2 separate regions of the Homo sapiens genome follow, and region 1 is linked to region 2. Evidence: chromatin contacts called from ENCODE Hi-C data. All regions are on one chromosome and are shown on one strand. Each heading gives the region's core, a stretch centred on a gene start or an enhancer-like site at or near the end of the contact. The rest is flanking DNA. Distances are from core to core; before and after follow the strand shown.

Region 1 (4,588 bases), core at 506-3,005, 400 kb before region 2:
CTCTTACTAAGGTACATAAGGAGAACATATATTTGGAGAGGCAACTATCCATCTCTGCCACAAGATCTGAAACAATTATTGTGAGACTATAAACATAGAAAAAAGCTCCAGAGATCAGGGGGAAGTCAGAAATTATTTGGGATTCCAGTGAATGGAATGTTGACCATAAATGAGAAATGATGCTTGGGATAATTCCTAGCGAGCATTGGCTTTTAGAGTTGGGATTGAAGTCAACCAGCTATAAAGAGCAAGACTGGGTGGGGTACTTTGAAATGTCATATCATTGTGTATGGCTTTTGTGGTAGTTACTGCTTCTTTTTAGAATAATTCTCATAACTAGGTAGAAAGCTCACCTTTGAAACTTCTGCATGCCTAATAAAATGCTTCACTCACACCCAGTTGTTTTACTCAAGCGAGTAGTTTTATGGTAACTGCATTTGGGGTAACAGTCTTACAGAAGAGTTAACACAATGGGCAGATTCCAGGTGTGCTGTCATTTGGAGGAGGCAAATCCATACAGACAAGAAGTAGATTAGTGGTTGCCTAGAGCTGGAGGAGGGTAGGGATAAGGAATGGATTACTACTGGGACTGGGTTTCTTTTTGGGGTGATGAAAATTTTCTAAAATTGATTGTGGTGATGGTTGCCTAACTCTGTGAATAGCAATGAATTGTGCTATTGTACACTTTAGGTAAATGGTATGGTATATGAGTTATATCCCCAATAAAGCTGTTAAAAAAGAATGAGAAAGACCGAGTGACTTGCCAAGGTAGTCTCTCAAATGTGTTGTTGTTTTTTCTTTGAAGCTCTTAACAAAACTTTTAAAGACATGCAAGAATCATTATGGCTCAGAGTCCTGATGGGAGTACCAGGCTCTCTTTTGAGCTGTTGTCTCTTAAAACTTGTAGCATGCCTTGTCACGTATGTTATCAAAAAAGTAAGGAAAAGAATAGCTTCAGTTCCTATTGCCCTCAAATCTGAGACTTTCAGATCAGAAGTTTAACCTAATGTCCTTGGGCATGGGAGGGAGGGAGGAGGTGTGAGGGGAGATCCACCTTAGACTTTAACCTCCCTAAAGGTGTATGCCAGTTGTAAATATGTGCTTAGTTGAATTATTCTGGGAGGATGCATCTTTATCATAGTCTCAGAGGAATTTATTGCCTCTCCCACCCCCACCCCCAAAAGAGGGAAGCTTTAAAAATATGAAGTATAAAATGCAGCATATAAAAAAAAATCGTTGCCTAATTTATATTTACTTTGTTTCACTGATTGGGAAAGAAGTGAAGAGAGGAAAAATGCTGGGTTAAGGGGGGCAGGCCAGGGTGGTGATGGAGCGACTCATTCTCAATTTCTGCAAGGAGGAAACAATATTTCTTAAGACATAGTCTAAATTAAACTTGGTAGAGGAGGAGGGACTGATCGAATGTGCTTGTTCTCTCTTCTTTCCCTGTAATCGTTTTAGGAGAGGGAATGGTTTATAGGGACAAACATCAACTCTGATGAATCAAATGAAATGAATGAGAAAGTCATACTTCATATAAACACTGCAAATCAATGTTAGCCCTCCTTACCCTCTCCATTGAAGATGCCTGCCACATGAATGATTCATGTTGAACCATCAACTCAGTACAGTCATCTGCAAGAACACCAAGGGTTTGCTTACACATAATTACTCAGAACTGAGTAGGAGGAAATCCTTGTCTCGGATCATGGGAGATAATGGAATTCCAACGAAGGATGCCTTGGCAAAGTAGAAGTACTTTCCCTTGGACCTTTGAAATCCTTAATGAGTTGAATCATGTCAAGTAACAAAATAAACAAGGATGAGAAACATCAGTTGGGTTCGGTCCAAAGTCTAGCCTGCTTAAGATTGGGCTTCCCTCATCACTGCTTAAACATTATACAGTTTTCTATCAGCCAAGCCTGTGTTTTTTTTTTTTTCATTTTTTTTTCTTAAATCAGATTTCAAAAGCCAGGCACTAGCTGATGGTAATTAGTAGGCATCGGTTGCAGTTTATTCTTGCTGTTCTTTCCAGGCATGCATAATTTTTGTGAAGAGAAAAGAAAATCCAATTACCCCCAAATCTAGCCAGTGTGGCTCATCTGCTCTTGTGTTAGATCTTTAGAAATGGTTCTTAACAATAGAAATGAAGACATATGGTACTTGAGAACAGCATCTTGCAACCTTATTTATAATATTAAGGAAAAAAGCCCAGTCAGGTGAACATTGACATCCTACTTTATGAAAATCTGACACAAGAAATGTTGATCCCATAACACACGTAACATAGAGACTTGCTCATACCATAAAGAATTTATTGGTGATTTTATTTCTAGTATCCCTCTTACATTTTAAAAGACTCCCTTAAAAATGCTTGACTTGAAGCTTTCCAGGAAAGCTTACACAGTAAAACTAAAAACATCTGATACAATTTTGAAGGACTCAGATTCTTCAAAGCAAGGAAAGTGAAAATTTCTACTCAACTTTGTAAAGGTTGGGTCTATGACAAAATATTTGATAGGTTAGATTATTTTGTTATTTAAATTACTCCTTGAAATGCTGGTTAATTTCAGATTTCATTGATCTTTGAGTTTCGGAGAGTGTTTTAGTATTGCAATAGTAAATACTAAATAGAATTTTGGTAACAAAAAATACCCTTTATCATTTGGATTAACATTTTTAGGTCATGTTTTTCTTCTCTGTATATTTATCTGTGAAGAATAAATGACATTAAAGGTGAATCATACTAAAATTGCATGTATTGTTTTTTGCCCAAGAGAATTTTCTTGCTGCAAGTAAAAACACACAAAAAAAGTTATTGAAAAAATTCAGCTTTACATTTTTAAATAAGCCCATTTTGAACCCTTCTAATACAAGCATTGTTCAACAACACTTTGTGTTTATAATAGATTTTCATTAACCACCTTGTGTCTGATAGATACACTGTTGTGTATCTATCCTGATGACTTCCTGTTGGACATGAGCAGAAGGGCACTTCCCGGGATTGCAAGACCATCTTTGGCTCCAGGAAATTTTTCTATTCAGTGTGTAGCAAGACATTGATTATGGGCAGAATTCTCCAATTATAAGAGCTTTTCTTTTTTGTCTGGATAGTAGTTTGATCATATCATATTTTTGCTAAAGGATTCCTAACAGACTCTGACACCTTATAAATTTAAGTCCAAATTCCTCAACATAGTTCACCAGGTTCTCGTCATGGGACTTACTGTCTTCCTTTCACTTCCTCTTGCAAATCAAAACCCACCCTCTGTTTCAGTCAAGGTCTTCTTCCTGCATTCATGCTGATTTCCCTCTCAGAGCCCAGGCTGTCCCATACCCATTCATCTTTTCATACATCCAGTCTAAGATTCCAAAGAAAGCATACTTTCTGGACCAGGTGCTACTCTGGGCATCATGTCAGCACAAAGGTGAATAAGGCACAGTCTCTGTCTTTGAGGAACTCATAGTTTAGGGTTGAACGTGGACATTTAACCAAATATATAAAGTAACACAATGAAGTAAGGACATTCAAGATTAATTAAGGAAGGGATTTATTTTAGGGAATGACATAACAGAAGAGGCTGTAGTTGATTTGAACCTTGAAGAATAAACAGGAGTCTATCATGAGCATTTGGATTTTGTCTGGTAAGTTTTTTTAAGTCTAGTATAGGCCTTCAAAAATATTTGTTGAAAGAGCTAGCAAAATGCTAAATGAGTTTTGGTGGTGGGGGGTTTGTTTTGATATACTTTTCTTCCCCAGTTCTGACAACAGCCTTGTGAAGTTGGTAAGGCTATTAGAGCTATACAAATAAGATACAGGCCCAAAGGAAGTTGACCCAATAAGTGGAAAATCTGAAACCACATCCATTCTTCTGACTCTAAGGCCTTTGTTCTATCTACTCTGCCTTTCTACCTCCCTGAGTGCTCTTTTGAATTTCCTGACTGCTCCCATCACAAATAAACACAGAGCAGATACTCAACAATTGTTTATTGATTGAGAGAAGCATATAACTTTGATGTCAAAATTTTAATACAGATTTTCCAAGCCCTTTAATAGCCCCTAAACTGGACTTTATATTTCTTTAACTTGGCCCGTTGACATTTCTCAGTCTTTATACTTCCTGAGGCAGGGATAAACTGCTTGCTTATTTGAAAACAAAAGCATGCAGACTATAGGCCATCAATAGTGACCGTGTTGAAGAATCTCACTCCTAAGCTATAGTCAGAATAGTGTTAGAAGGAAAAACAAGAGGCGGAGGCATGTCCACAACCATATAGGAACTTCTCAGAAGCCACTTATCTCTTGGGCAAATAATACCAATTACTCTGCAAGTTTTCTCTATAGCTCTAGGGCATGGTGTGACACTTTTTAGTTGCCCAAGTGCTACTTTCAGAGGTTCAAAACCACAGAATGGATATTCATTTCCACGACTGCATTAATGTATCTCCTTACAGAAGGAACGGAAAGTCTTTTACTCAGTGTCAAGCTTTCCCAGGTCTTTACACTTGAGCACCCGCCAGCTTTTCTACAGGCAAGTCATGGGGTCATAATCGGGGAGCAATGTTCTCCCCAAATGTATGCTTTCCT
Region 2 (4,903 bases), core at 1,722-4,221:
GATCTAATTAACTACCATCAGAGTAAACAGGCAACCTACAGAATGGGAGAAATTTTTTGCAATCTATCTATCTGACAAAGGGCTAATAGCCAGAATCTACAAAGAACTTAAACAAATTTACAAGAAAAAACAAACAACCCCATCAAAAATTGGGCAAAGGATATGAACAGACACTTCTCAAAAGAAGACATGTAGCCAACATATGAAAAAAAGCTCATCATCACTGGTCATTAGAGAAATGCAAATCAAAACCACAATGAGATACCATCTCACACCAGTTAGAATGGTGATCATTAAAAAGTCAGGAAACAACAGGTGCTGGAGAGGATGTGGAGAAATAGGAACACTTTTACACTGTTGATGGGAGTGTAAATTAGTTCAACCATTGTGGAAGACAGTGTGGCGATTCCTCAAGGATCTAGAACCACAATTTCATTCCAGCAATCCCATTACTGGGTATATATCCAAAGGATTATATATCATTACACTGTAAAGACACATGCACACCTGTTTACTGCAGCACAGTTCACAATAGCAAAGACTTGGAACCAACTTAAATCCACATCAATGATAGACTGGATAAAGAAAATGTGGCACATATACACCATGGAATAATATGCAGCCATAAAAAAAGAATGACTTCATGTCCTTTGCAGGAACGCGGATGAAGCTGGAAACTGTCATTCTCAGCAAACTAACACAAAAACAGAAAACCAAACACCACATGTTCTCACTCCTAACTGGGAGTTGAACAATGAGAACACATGGACACAGGGAGGCGAACATCACACACCGGGGCCTATCGGCGGATGGGGGGCTAGAGAAGGGATAGCATTAGGAGAAATACCTAATGTATACCATGGGTTGATGGGTGCGTGTATACCTATATAACAAACCTGCACATTCTGCACATGTACCCCAGAACTTAAAGTATTAAAAAAAAAACAACACATACTCAGTGCTCTTCCTACTCCTTGTTTCCATGAGGCAAGCTTCCTAAGTGGAAGAAATATTTAAATGAGACTATTATCAGATACACCAGAGCAAACATAAAAATGTGTGCTGTGCTTCAAAGTATTAGGCTGGGGCAAAAGCAACTGCAGTTTTTGCCATTAAAAGTAATGGCAAAACTGCAGTTGCTTTTGCACCAGCCTAATATTTACATCAGGGAGCTAACTACCTATTTGAACTTTGAACTCCGCTTTTGGAAACTGCCTTAGAACTTGTTTACATGCTTCAAAAGATAGTGAGCCTCAAGCTTATAATCACCCTTTCACTAAAATATAATCATCCCCTAGAACAGGGGTAAGCAGCTGTCTCCTTAGGGTGACTTTGAAAGGGATGAAAAATGCTTCAGTGTTCCTCCAGATAACTCATTCACCCACTGGGTGAAGCCTGAAATTCTGACCCCTCCCCATAAGAACTTAATCCCTTTAAAATTTGATCCTTTATTAAAATGGAAAACCCTACAAGAAGACTAACAAAGGATCTAAAAGCAAAATATCAAGCTGGATTGCTCTCGGTGTAATTTATACTAATTTCCTCTCTTACCATATTTGTAGAATGCTGACATATTCACATTTTTCTCACTTTGGCTCCTTACTTTGAAAACCATAGCCACACTGGACTGTTATTATATATGTCTTGGTACCTAATGTCTTACTTGTTCAAGGTAATTTGTATTTTAACAGTAGTCCTCTGTAAGTATATTTTATTGGTAAAATATTCAAGCCAATGGTAGAAAATATTTTTGCAGATGTATCTTCCCGCCCTGATCATCACTCTTTCTCAATGTCTTGAATTTCACTTCTTTGGGTTAGCATACGGTTTTGGAGATGCACATGGAAGTTGGTCAAAAATTCCAACTACAGGAAACTTCAATATATACCAATTTTTTTCTCTAGGAAATTACTGTGACTTTTTATTTAATGTGAGTAGAGCTCATTCAAAGAAATAATGATTTATACAATTTATCTGCTATTCCTTTTAGCAATCATGCAGAATTATTCATTTTGCTCCTAGAACTGGAATATCAAAAAATCTTATCTCCAAGTCACAGAATATGATATTTTAGAATTTACAATGTGGATGTTTTTATCCCCTTACATGACCAAACAGAAAGTTGTAAGCTGTGTTCATGGGACTGGACTTAAGATGTGAAAATGGACCATACTAACTTCCCATTTTGTTGTTTCCTCAAGTTCTGCGATTTATTTACTTAACATTTACTTAAGACTTAACAAGACATATTTAACATAAAGGCTTTCCACCAAAGAGGCACAATTTAGACCATGTATTTGCTTACTCTGTTTCTAGGTCCTGATGCAAGCAGCAATGAAAATTGAGCTATCTGTTCTCACACCCAGCCTGTAGTAATCAGTATTTGAAGCAAAAGGAAAAAAACAAATACCCTACTTAATCTTTAACCTTAACTTGTCCCTACTGAATGGATCTGGAGCTAACAATATTAAGAGTTTTTTAAAAAACTGGGAAGAATAAAACAAAAAAACCGGAAAGAGAACAGAGAAATAAGAAAATAAAATGGACATACCAGAGAGATTTGCACCTGCTTAATGGAAAAAAAATGATGTCAGACCCTCTTTGCCTTCTCTCCCTTAAGTACAGGGTTAGACAATTTGCAAAATGGTAGAGCAAATAATTTGTGTTTCTTCATATATTCTCCACTCTTGATCTCTCAATACTTTCAGTTAGCTTTTTGGTTCATCAAATCCTTTCCTCAGATTCTATTTAAATGACATTAACATTTGCTCACTGGGAATAGGACTGATATTATCAACTTACTTAACAAGGGCTATGAAATTTGAGACAGACTGTGGGAAAATGTTGGCTCAACGGGTAGTACTCTATTTCTGGTTCTCTTTTCTGGGCCAGAATGTCAGAGAGATAAGTTTCTGAATTCACACGAGTTACTTTCCCTGCCCTGGCTGCACATTGCATGGCAGATGGCCGAGTGCGGACTAATGTTCTTTAGTAACTTAAGTGTGGGATGGAACCAAAGCCAAATTATTATCTTCACTTTTTTTTCTTGATCAGAGAAGCAGCCTTGAAACTCATGACCCCATTCTTAAACAGTGAAATGTCTTTTAAAATACTGGTTCATTTTAAGTAACAAACCAGCAAGACACTATATTCTATGGATTTATCTCTAAGCTACAAAGAAAATCCTAAGAGCAAAGGCTTTTGATAAATTAGTGGTTACGTTTCAGGCAATATTTTTGTTTCGTCTAAAACTGTTTATTTTTAATTATATGCTATATAATACATGCCAAATAGTATATAAAACATATTATTTTATTTACTTTTTATATAGAATATATAGAGAGAAAGAAGTGTTATCAGTAGATTAAAGAACCCATGAGTACCTCTCCCTGATAACCACTTATTTCCCACTAGGGATGATCACTGTGATAAATTCATTAATTACTTCTTTTCATAATTTTGCTTTATATGTATATCTTTAATGTATGTGTATCATTGAACAATTACTGTTTTTGTTGAGCCCTACATAAATAAAATCATAGAATGTGTGTTTACATGGCTTGCTTCTTTCACTCAACAGATTTTAAGATTCATCCATGTTGACACTTGCAGCTTTCATTTATTTATGTATACTATATACATAACATATACTCTATGCTATACTACATACCATGCTATGAACATATAGTATAAATACATCAATATTTATTTGTACATTTTATAGTTGGTGAACACTTGAATTTTCCTGGTTCTTGACTACTCAGAATCATGCTGCTGTGAACATTTTTGTACATGTCTTAAATGCGCTTGTGCAGGAAATTTTCCAGGAGTTGTATCAAGGAGGGGAAGAGCTGGTCATATCCTATGCACAAATTCTACCCTTACTGGTAAGACTAAACTGTTTTGCAAAGAGACTCTACCAGGTAACACTCCTACCAGCAGTGGATGAGATTCTCATTCATCTATATTCTTTCCAACATTTAGCAGTAACTTTTTTTTTTTTTTGAGACAGTCTCGCTCTGTTGGCCAAGCTAGAGTGCAGTGGTGTGATCTTGGCTCACTGCAACCCCTCTGCCTCCTGGATCCGGGTTCAAGACATTCTCCTGCCTCAGCCTCCCGAGTAGCTGGGATTACAGGCATGTGCCACCATGACCAGCTAGTGTTTGTATTTTCAGTAGAGATGGGGTTTCACCATGTTAGCCAGGCTGGTCTTGAACTCCTGACCTTGTGATCCTCCCGCCTCAGCCTCCCAAAGTGCTGGGATTACAGGCGTGAGCCACTGCGCCAGGCCTAACAGTATCTAACTTTTCATATTTGCCAATCTGATGAGAGTTAAATGGCATTTCATTAGAGTTGTATATTTCATTTTAGGAATTACTAATGAAATTAAACATTTTTAATATGCTTAAGCCAGTCATATATTGTTTTCTATGAAAATCCATTTATGTCTTTTACCTATTTTACTACCGAGTAAATTTATGTTTCAATTCTTGATTAGTAGGAACTATTTATATATTTATAGTCACAATTATTTATTAGTTACATATGCTTGTAATATTTTCTCCTGGGTTTGGATCATCTTTTTATTCTGCTTGTAGGTTCAAAAGCTGTTAATTTTAATTGTTAATTCATCAACTATTGCACTTATAGTTTGAATTTTTTATTTTTTGGCTTCTTCTTTAATAAAGTCTTTCTTGACCAAAGGCTATAAAGTTATGCTTCTGTACTGTCTTCTAAAATTTTTACAGTTTTGCCTTTCACATTAAAGGTTTAATCCACTGGAATTAATTCACCCTGATTCCCTTAAATGTCAACAATTTACATTATCAGAGTACAGTTATCGAAACCAAGGAATTAATATTGATACAATACTATTAACTGAAAAAAATTAACATTTCACTAG

Evidence for each region. Hi-C counts contacts between places; a loop is a spot of excess contacts on that map. Pooled maps may share reads with other maps.
Region 1: a map of MCF 10A shows a loop between it and region 2 (5-fold over the local background). The contact joins two enhancer-like sites. A Hi-C loop is called at or near these places in 4 of 168 maps with a recorded cell type or tissue (MCF 10A, PC-3, PC-9 and 1 more) and 4 of 50 pooled maps.

The regions. Positions count from the first base shown.
Region 1 is chr13:80,037,863-80,042,450 of GRCh38, reverse strand. No RefSeq gene overlaps it. Among named protein-coding and RNA genes, the nearest start is that of LINC01080, 29 kb to the right of the region's middle. Within about 2 kb of position 1,755, at least 5 of the 41 ENCODE cell types and tissues checked have a DNase peak (open chromatin) inside an H3K27ac peak, as active enhancers do.
Region 2 is chr13:79,635,284-79,640,186 of GRCh38, reverse strand. No RefSeq gene overlaps it. Among named protein-coding and RNA genes, the nearest start is that of LINC01068, 71 kb to the right of the region's middle. Within about 2 kb of position 2,971, at least 5 of the 41 ENCODE cell types and tissues checked have a DNase peak (open chromatin) inside an H3K27ac peak, as active enhancers do.